2 separate regions of the Homo sapiens genome follow, and region 2 is linked to region 1. Evidence: chromatin loops called from intact Hi-C (ENCODE). Cell type or tissue: ascending aorta. All regions are shown on one strand. Each heading gives the region's core, and the rest is flanking DNA. Links, peaks and the distances in the headings are about the cores only.

Region 1 (5,389 bases), core at 147-5,146:
GCACTTGCTGTAATGTGGTTTTGTTGGTACTCCTGATAACCAAAGACCTCCTTCAATGTCTTCGAGGTTAAGCCAATTGTCAAAACTGTGAAGGGTTTGAGTTGTTACCCTATTTACAAGCTAACAGGTTGGCCGACCATAGTTCCCTACAGACGGGCAGAATGTAGAGACTCCTGGGTCAGATACAAAGGACTTATGAGCCTTCTGTTCACATCAGTATCTCTTGCCCCTGAGTCCCATAGGGTGATGCAAAGGTGGATGTTGTGTATGTAGTGGCTCTGTGTCAAAGCCCAGGAACCCTGGGCTTAGAAAACCCCTGATTGCATGTAAACCTGCCCAATCTTTGCCCTGGAGGCAGACATTATCTTTATTATCCTGATCAGGAAATGAATCTGCCTTCTGCCTCAGAGAGAGACACCATCTCTATCTTCCAAGGCTGGCTGCTATACAAACATCATTGGAAAAATAATCTGGAACAAATGTTGCCATGTGTTTGCTCAAAAGATGGGAAGAAATGCAAAGACCTATGGAGAATTTTCTCCAAACACCACCATCTTCATCAGGTGTCTTCTCAGATGGCCTCTCTCTAAAATAATCCCTGGTTGTCACTTGCTACCCCTTTCTTTGCTTTGTTTTTCTGCATAGCACCTACCATGTCCTGATATCACATTACACTGTTATTTGTTTATCGTATGTTTCCTCCACTAGAATACAAGTCTCATGAGGGCAAGATATCATCTGCTTTGTTATTGCTGTATAAGCAGGGTTTAAAACAATGCTTGGCACACAATAGGTATCCAATAAACATTTCCTAAAGTAGTCAATAAATTAATGATAATCTGTCATTGAGTATCTCCTTTGTCCTAGGCACAACATGTTGAATGAGAGTACCATGTGTATCTGAACTTGCTACCTTTTCCCAAAAGAATTTATTCAGATGCTCTGCTCAATAACAGGGAACTCTTAGATCATGCACAACCCCCCAAAGTTTCCAGGATTCCTTGATCACCCCACATTCAGAAAGATCCTGCCCATTTTGGGCCCAAGCTCATAGTGTAAAGCCTTCATTTCTGCCTTTTGGTGATAATGACACAGAAAGAGAAGGGCAGGACTCTAGGACTGATCTCTTTGGAGAAAGTTCAAAACTGCAATAACCACATGTCCTGTGCTCCTAGCCATTAGAAACCTAAGGCTGGACGCAAAATGTCTTGGGAAGTAATTCATAGTGGTATGGAAAACAGACCACAGGCTCAACAATTTAAACCAAGACATTGGCATTTATGAGAACTTTATTGCAAAGGAAGAGGAGAATGCCCACTAGCCAGAGACTTGAAACCCCATGCTGTGGTTCCTTGACTCTCAAAATTATGAACTGCTTTTAGAGCTGAGCATACTCAAGACACCCATCAATACCCACTCCCTTGTTTAGTAATGACTTTGTATTTACCAACAAGCTTCAAAAGATTAAACTGATACTTTCTTTGAAAACAAGGGTAATCACAGTAATCTGTTCAGAAGAAAAAAGGAAGTGTGCCAGTTATTAAGCTCTTGTCTCTCAGCCCCCAAATCACTCTGCTGCATTTCTGCTTTGCCGGTTGCTCCCTGTCAGACTCTGCCATGAAGGGATAATAGAGGGATGCAGCAAGACTGGAGGAGAGAGAAGAATGTGTTCCTTCTTGTTTATTAACATTCCTATTAGTGTCTTCTCATGAATGGTTCTCCCTAGCAGGTGGTTCCAATTCTTGTTTTTCCTCCTACATCATTGGAACCATCCTTATCCCACCCACTCAACCATCAGGACCACCAGAAAGTTTCCCCACTCAGAGCCATGGGTGACAGCCTCATAGGGACCCTCCTCCAATCTTCTAGGTTCAGAAACCTCTTCTCCCTGTTCCCACCAAGCCCTAGGGGTAGTGGCTGCTTCCTGCAGTTACAATCTCTGAGACAACTCAGGATTCTCTTTACTTGTCAGTTCTCCAACACCATTAACCAATTCCTTATATTAAATTCACTCTATTAAAATAACTGGTATAGATCCTGTCTTCCTGATGAAACTTTGACTGAAAAAGGAAGTATGACACTGAAGATTGGTCAAGAGTCATGGTATTTGTTCACATGAGTAAAACATTAATGATCTCTGTTAGTTGACCTCTTTAACTTTTGGATTAGATGACACGAAGCTCTATTGACTATGGAGAGATTGACACCACCGTTAATGGTGGACAGCATCCCTTCGTTATTATGAACTATGTTTTTCCTACTTATTTCATGGAATCAGTGAAGAAGTGACTATTAGGTACCTTGTGCATTGTGGGATGCAAGCACAGAGTCCTATATTCCAGTAATAATAGTTTCAGTTAATAGACCATGCATTTTTCATCATATCACAAAGAAGTATGATCTATGCCAGATGTCACCATGCTCTATTTTAAGTTTTTCTAGAGGACAGGCATTTCCACACCACATATAAAACTAAAAGGGACATTTTCACAGTAATGTAAGGGAAAGGAGACGTTTAGCACAACTGCAAGATGACATCCCTTATACTCTGTGCTCCAAGAAGCCTTCCTCAACAATGTTTTCTGAGTTTCCTCTGGGCAGGATTACCTAATCACAGCTGGTCTCCTCAGGGGTTGGGGATGTTCTGTCTAAATCAGCATTTCACACCTGAAAACAGAAAGCATACATTTTTCTTATAAAAATAGCTCAAGGGACAAAGGATACTTAATATGCCTCTTGAGGAAAGAATACAACACCACCTACAGACTTGCCAAAGTAATTGAACTTGAGTCCATTTAGACCTCTGAATCCAGATGTCAGTGGAAGGAAATAGAAGACAAAGGTCAGGGTTGAACTGCCCATGAATATGAAATAGCAAAATCCAGACACTTACAAATCTTATAGATTGACTGGCTTTGGTTTTTCAATAGGTAAATTATAAGAAAAGAAAGATGGAGGAAAACATATGTAATTCTTTTTCTTTCTTTTTTTTTTTTTTTTTGAGACGGAGTCTCACTCTGTCGCCCAGGCTGGAGTGCAGTAGCGTGATCTCGGCTCACTGCAATATCCGCCCCCTGGGGTTCACGCCATTCTCCTGCCTCGGCCTCCCGAGTAGCTGGGAATACAGGCGCCCGCCACTACGCCCGGCTAATTTTTTGTATATTTAGTAGAGACGGGGTTTCACCGTGTAAGCCAGGATGGTCTCGATCTCCTGACCTCATGATCCACCCGCCTCGGCCTCCCAAATTGCTGGGATTACAGGCGTGAGCCACCACACCCGGCCATCATATCAAGTTTTAAAAAATGAGCCAGACAAAACTCCAGTGTCTAGAGAGAGACACCGTCTGTTACAAAGATAAAGAAACACAAGGAAGTGATGACTAGAAGTCAGTGATGGTGGCTACTTTTGGGCTGTGACTGAACTAGGACAACTGAAGGGCTTTTGGGATGACTGCCAAAGCTCTATTTCTTGACCTGAATGATGGTTACAAGGCTGTTTATCTTATAAAAATTCATTAAGCTACGTCTTTGTTGTGCGTAGATATTTATATCTGGATTTTATTTCATGGCAAAGATTGAGAAAGAGAATAGCCCCTGGCAGCCTGGCACTATCAGCTAGACCAGGGGTGTCCAATCTTTTGGCTTCCCTGGGCCACATTGGAAGAAGAAGAATTGTCTTGGGCCACACATAAAATACACTAACATGAATAATAGCTGATGAGCTAAAAAGAAAATTGCAAAATAATCTCATGATGTTATAATAAAGTTTACAAATTTGTGTTGGGCCACATTCAAAGCCATCCTGGGCTGTATATGGCCCACAGGCTGTGGGTTGGACAAACTTGAGCTAGACTTTGATGTTGCTAGAAGCTGGCTTGGTACTTATGGTTGGGTCTTGGTGCCCTCCTATTGAACATAAATATTTTATAAACCAACAACATCAGACAAGGCCACTCTGTGACCATGATGGATAAAGATAAAAATAAAGACTGGCCTGTAATCATGTGTGACTACAGAAGACGGAGCATTGTGAGGTCACAAAAATGACCAAATATGGCCAGTAATAGAATTACCTCCACTTCTTAACAGCAACCACTCTAAAGCAAAACCTTGCTTCCTTAAACCCTCCCCTAAATCACCTAACATAAGCCCACACCCCAAAATAAGTTTTTTCTAAAAATCTCTTAATGAGATGTCCAATGGTTCCCCCATGGTGTGCAGTCTCCCTCATTGCAAAAAGCAGTAATCCCAATGTGTTCAACTATAGGTATGTTCCTGGCAGTCCTGGGCTGGAGGTCTTTGACAAGATAAACAACAAAGAAAGAAATAAAAATGAGAGAAAAAAAAGCCCAAGGGCTACCAGTCCCTGTCTGTCTGACAATGTTCCAGGCAACCAGAAATCTCTCCAAGTCAAGGTACATATTTGCCGTGACTGGGAATATTCAATTCTGTGTGCTGAAACATTTCTATTTCCTGATTCTTTGGGGAAATGGAGAAATACCATTGCAGTTGAGTGTAAATTGGAAAGCATGTTGGAAACATCTGGATATAAGTTCCAGAAATATCTGGCCTCTCTGCTGGCTTCACCCAGAGGGAGAAAGCCAGACTGCTTTGTAATAATCAGCAAGTCACTCTGAAACCACCTGACAGTTATCAAATTTAGGAATCTAAATTAGTCTGAGACCCAACACAGACATCTCCCGAAATATTCATATTCATTTCAGGTTGGAAAAGCTATTTTGTGCATGGCATAACCACAATCTCTTGTACTTGTGAGGCTTTATAAAGGCTTAAAAGAGCTTTCATATACCTGGTATTATTTTACCTTCAAAACAACTCTGAGAAAAACTGAAAATACATTGTTATACCTATTTTATGATGGAGAAAACAGAAAAGAGAAGTGACAATCTCAAGTACACATAACTAGCCAGGGCAAAAGCCAGGCCTCTGACCCTCTTAACTTTTCACTTTAGAAAATACTTAGTCATGACAAACCTTGATCCTTTCAGGGTTGATGTGATTGTTTGAAAGAGTCACATTTCATTTAAGCGAAGTCTGGACAATGAAGTGAGTAATACTTTTTATGGTTAAGGAAATGTAGAAGGTGTTATTCTTAAGAGTAAGAGTGATTTTTTTTGTAAGATATTTTCTGGCTCCTTGGTCAATTCTCTTTCCAAAATATCATCACACAGCACATCCAGGGGGACAATTAAACTTTCTGCTTTAGGGTAGAGTAAATACAGTTCGAGGGAATGGAGAGTTTGCAGGGAAACATGTTTAACATATCATCCCTCTATTGCTCTTCAGGGATTTGTGAACACGAACCAAGACAGTAAATTCTATGAAAACAATGGTACAATATTTGCTTCTGGAACTTTCTGTTCACCCA
Region 2 (5,389 bases), core at 154-5,153, 74 kb before region 1:
CCTCCCAACAGAAGAATAGATAAATGACTTGTATATTCACACAATGGAATACTATATAGCAATGAAACTGAACAAACGACAACTATAGGCAACAATGGATGAATCTCACAAACATGATATTGAGTGGAAGCTGGATATAAACGTGTATATACTGTATGAGTCCATTTATATACAGTTAAAAAATAAGCACAGCTAATCTGTGATATAAGAGGTCAACATATGGTTCTCTCACTGGCAGTGGAAGTGACTGGAAGGTGTGTGAGGGAGTCTTCTGAAGGGCCAAGTTTCTGGCTTTTGATCTAGATACTAGTGACATGGGCATTTAGAAAAATTCATCGAGCCATACATTTTTTATATATGCACAATTCTATGTGTATACTACTTGAACAATAATTTAGAAATAGATAATTTATATATTTCTGCCTTTCATGCTATCCCAAGCAGCCGCTGACATAAGCTGACAGCACAGCCTCCTGTCGATTATTATTTTGGCTGGCCCCTGCACTGGCCAAATTGCCTTGGCTCACATTCCTCTAGAGGGAGCCCTGTCAGACAGCTCTTAGTGGTGAAGTTGGAGGACAATATTTAATCCTAAGTAAAGATGTTCACAGGATGACATTTGGGCTGGATGATTTAAAAAAATATATATATATATATGAATTATATATATGTGAATTATATATATGAAATATATATATGAATTATATATATGTGAATTATATATATGAAATATATATGAATTATATATGTGAATTATATATATGAAATATATATATGAATTATATATATGTGAATTATATATATATGAAATATATACATATGACGTTCACAGGATGTTACGTGATAAAAGAAGGTTACAAAACTCTGTGTACAGATCATTCCAAAATTGGTTTAAAAAATACATAGGAAAAGAAAAGCCTAGGAGGGTATGCTCTAAATGCGACTAATGGTTATCTTCAGGTGGTAAGATCGAGGGTGACTTTCTTCTCTGTGCTTTTTTGTTTTCTAAAACAACAACAACAACAACAACAACAACAACAACTTAAGAATAAGTAACATTTTTATTAAAATAAAAAATGACACAGAAGGAAAATAGAACTTTAAAAAGGATTATCTGTAGAGGATGTCGCCTTTGGAAATGTGGTCATGTGAGGGTTTCATATCTTAACTCTACCAGGGAACATACAGAGAGGAAAAAAACAAACAAATTCCATGGAAGGCAAAAGGTCAGCATGGTAACAGATTCTTGAAAATAAGGAGCTGCTTTCATCTCTGAAAATATCCTTATATGGGGATTTTCCAGTGCCCTAGCTGGACATTTGAAACCCTCTTCTCCACTGCCTATCCCCTTTACCCTACCATCTCCCTCATAGAACCTAACCTCTTCAAATGGGGAAATTGAAAAATGCTGATTGGACATAACGGGAAACCCAGGAATATCCCATAGCTTGGCCCTAACTCTGAGGTGACTCACTCATTTCTTGGAAGAGTGTTTTGGGAAAGACATGAGTTGAGGGCTGAGGCCTGTCACCATTAATGGATGTACGTGGACTTTGATCAGGCTGCCACAGGGCAGGGAGGCTGTGGGAAGAAAACAGACTGCCTCAAAACTTGATCCAACTGGACCACTCCCTCAACGTTAATATTTTGCTGAGACTTTAAAACTAGCGTGGAAAATATTGTCTCTATTCCAAATCTCTTGAGACAGTATCTTGGTTCAGAATCCAAAACATATGGAAAACCAAGTTTTCTGCTGTAAAACCTCTGGTGAAGGGTATAGCTGAATTATTACTTATGAAAGCATGATTTTTTTTTCTGAGATGGAGTCTCGCTCTGTTGCCCAGGCTGCAGTGCAGTGGCGCGATCTCAGCTCACTGCAACCTCCACCTCCCAGGTTCATGTGATTCTCCTGCCTCAGCCTCCCGAGTAGCTAGGATTACAGGCATTCGCCACCACGCCTGGCTAATTTTTGTATTTTTAGTAGAGATGGGGTTTTGCCATGTTGGCCAGGCTGGTCTCAAACTCTTGACCTCAAGTGATCCACCCACCTCGACCTCCCTAAGTGCCGGAATTACAGGTGTGAGCCACTGTGCCCACCCTGAATGCACGATTCTTGAAGCACCTCTCTCAAGCAATTGCATGCAATTCTAAGAAACATCTCCAGGGCTCTGGCCTCTATGCTGGTGGCAGGACGCAGAGAGCCAGATTGCTCTCCGAGACTGTAGGGCTGGCAGCTCAAAGAGCGGCTATTTCAGTTTATGGGGCTAACCTCTGGGCTTGGCAGCAAGGGCTGGGAGTGGTAGAGTGGAGTGGGTGTCCAGTCTTCTCTGAAACTCCATTCTCCAAGGGCAGCTGAATTGGATTTACTGCTCTTTGTTCAACTTCCTTATAGGACTGGGGACCCTTTCTGAATTATTGAAGATTTCTTCATGCCAGGGTTTCTTAACTTCCGTTGACACAAATCATTATTTGTTGTGGGGACTGTCCTGTGCACTGCAGGATGTTTAGCGGCATCCCTGGGCTCCATTCACTAGATGCCGGGAGTACCTCCCACATCCAGTTATGACAACCAAAATTGTCCCCAGTCATTGTCAAGTATCCTGTGGATGACAAAATCAGCCAAGTTGAAATCTGCTGATCTATAGCAAAGACCATATCCCTTGCTCCAATGAGGCACTTTTATTCACCACGTTTACAGCAGGGTTTTTCAGCCTTGGCACTACTGACATTTGGGTCTGATCATTCTTTGTTGTGGGTGCTGCTATCCTGTGCATTGTGTAAGGTGCTTTGCAGCATCCCTGATCTCTACCCATTAGACACCAGTAGCACCCCCTCCAAATGTCCTCAGACACTGCCAGATGTTGCCCGGGATAAGGCTCCCAGATTTGGCAAATAAAAATACAAGATTCCAGCTGGGTGTGGTGGTGTGTGCCTGTAGTCAGGAGTCTGAGGCGAGAGGATTGCTTTGAGGCCAGGAGATCATGGATGCAGTATAGTCACTGCACTCCAGCCTAGGCAACATAGTGAGACCCCCATCTCTAAACAAAACAGTAAAGGATTCTCAGATAAATTTGAATGTCAGATAAATGACTAATACTTTTAAAGTATACACACTTCTCATATACTATTTTGAGAGCTTGTTTGGAGGTGCTAGCAGGGGAGCACAGCTAATATACCCTTGACTGAAGGTAAGTCCTCCTCTATCGGGGATGGTCGTCCTCTCCACACGAGCGCGCAGCTTCAGGAGGGACACACATGGAGCAGTGAGGGAGGAAGGGGACATCTGCCTAGCCAGCCAGATCAGCCAAATCAACCCAGGTGAGCAATGGGGTGACAGATGTCACAGCCAGATCACCCTCACATCCCCTATATACTATTTTGAACAAACATATACTATAAAATTATTTGTTGTTTATCTGAAATTTAAATCTAACTTGGTATCTGTATTTTATCTGGCAACGCTTCCTGGGAGACAAAATTACCCAGGTTGAGAACCACTGTTATAGATATTATCATCTCTTTAATGTTTTCAGACAAACAATCTAGGATGAAAGTTATAAATTATCTGTTATGATATATCAAGGCCAGGTGTGGTGGCTAAGCCTTTAATTCCAGCACTTTGGGAGGGCAAGGCGGGAGGATGGCTTGAGCCCAGGAGTTCAAGACCAGCCTGGGCAACGTAGTGGGACCTCGTCTATACAAAAACTGTAAAAAGTAGCCAGGCATGGTGGTGTGTGCCTGTGGTCCCTGCTACTCAGAAGGCTGAGATGGGAGGATTGCTAGAGCCCAGGTGGCTGAGGCTGCAGTGAGCCATGATCACGCCACTGCACTCTACCCTGGGTGACAGAGCGAGACTCTGTCTCAAAAAAAAAAAAAAAGTATATGAAGTATAATAAAAATATGCACGTTGTTCAACCCAACAATTCCACTTTTAAATATTTTTCCTACAAAAATATTCATTCAAGAAAGCAGGGCTATGCAGAGAACAATGTTAGATTTAGCACTGTTTGTAATGGCAAAAAATTGGAGACAACATAAATGATAATGGTTAAATAAAGCACATTTTTGCACAAAGGATAAAAGTATTCACACTAGGGACTAGGATACAGCCTTAAAAAATGTAAAGTAGTTCTGTGTGTGCTGACATGCAAAGATGCCTATGAGAAAAACTTACATTTATACTATCACAGAAAAAGACTTCCAGGATCTAAGACAAACTTAACTATGCTTATAGTAAAAACTAGTGGTGATCACTCTCACTTTTAAGTTTATATTTTTTTGCACTGCTGGATTTTTAAAAATAAAAATATACTTATAATACATAGGTAGTTTAAAAAGCAATAAAATTATTTACTTTTTAAAAAGGCTCTTTTTTTCTGTGTTACGGAAAGAGATGAAATAAAAAAGTAAAAAATATAAAAGACCTTTAGCTTATTTAAAAAAGATAAAAAAAGAAAAGAAAAGAAAAAAGGCCTTTTATTGGGCATCTTGACAAAAACATCAGACTTTTTACATTTTTCAAGGAGAAGAGATTGAAAAACTTGTCCTGAAAGCACCTTCATTTGAAGATTTGACTTTAAAAAAACCCTAAGAAATCCTGCGTACCATATTGAGTCGCCAGCCCTGCTGCAATGATTGAATTTGAACTATGACCCTGGGCTACCTTACTGACCTTGACTGCAGGTTTTCCCGGTGTATCCTGGAAAGCATCTGCATTTGTTTGGTCCCACGCACTCACCAAACTTACATCCAGGTTCGCATGTAGCTGTGGAAGGAAAAGATGTCTTGATGATAAAAGAACAGTAGTTAGTGTAGTGAAATGCACGCAAAACTTCGCTGCGTTCTGTGTGGCAGAGAACTCCATGGGGACATACAGAGGACAATCTGCCTCCCTTTGAAGGGAGGCAATACCACACTTCCAGTGGTATTCAATGAAATATAAAGCCTTCCAGACCACAGTCAGCCAGTTTTGCATGCAAACACAAAAGATTTAATAAAATAAGTATAATGTTGGAACTGGAAGAGACTCCAGAGTAACCCTGGGCAAATGCCAACGTCATTCCCCTTCCTTCTGTCTCTTGCCTCGTTTCATCTCCTCCATATTTTCTCCATTTCTCTTTTAAATGATCAAAATCTTTTAATGCTGCACATTATCAGTCAGACTGAACAACCAACAGATTGGAGGGAGGAAGGTGCTGCTTCTAGCCCTAAGGATGGGAACTAAAAGCATCATGATGATGATGAGGATGATGATGGAGGCATGAGAAAGCATGACAAAGGTAGGATTTGTTTTTCTATTTTATTCACTTCTGTATCCCAACTCCTGACACAAAGTAGACAATAAATATTTGTTCAATGAATAAAGTGGTAGGAAAAACAACAGGGGTAG

Evidence for each region. A loop is a pair of places that touch in the nucleus more often than their neighbours do. Peaks named below come from ENCODE experiments on the same cell type or tissue, not always from the same donor. Only the 100,000 strongest peaks of a DNase experiment are listed, where the experiment ranks them.
Region 2: it touches region 1 in a loop (2.2-fold over the local background); 1 of 110 quality-filtered maps calls a loop at or near these places.

Annotation. Positions count from the first base shown.
Region 1 is chrX:13,520,278-13,525,666 of GRCh38, reverse strand. No RefSeq gene overlaps it. Among named protein-coding and RNA genes, the nearest start is that of EGFL6, 47 kb to the left of the region's middle. In ascending aorta, for the core only: no CTCF peak of the experiment used is centred there; no DNase peak of the experiment used is centred there; H3K27ac peaks cover 1,701 bases.
Region 2 is chrX:13,594,212-13,599,600 of GRCh38, reverse strand. EGFL6 (EGF like domain multiple 6) reads right to left here. Exons shown (of 12, transcript NM_015507.4): 3 at 4,673-4,765. It also overlaps the pseudogene RN7SKP20. Among named protein-coding and RNA genes, the nearest start is that of MIR6086, 6.6 kb to the right of the region's middle. In ascending aorta, for the core only: no CTCF peak of the experiment used is centred there; no DNase peak of the experiment used is centred there.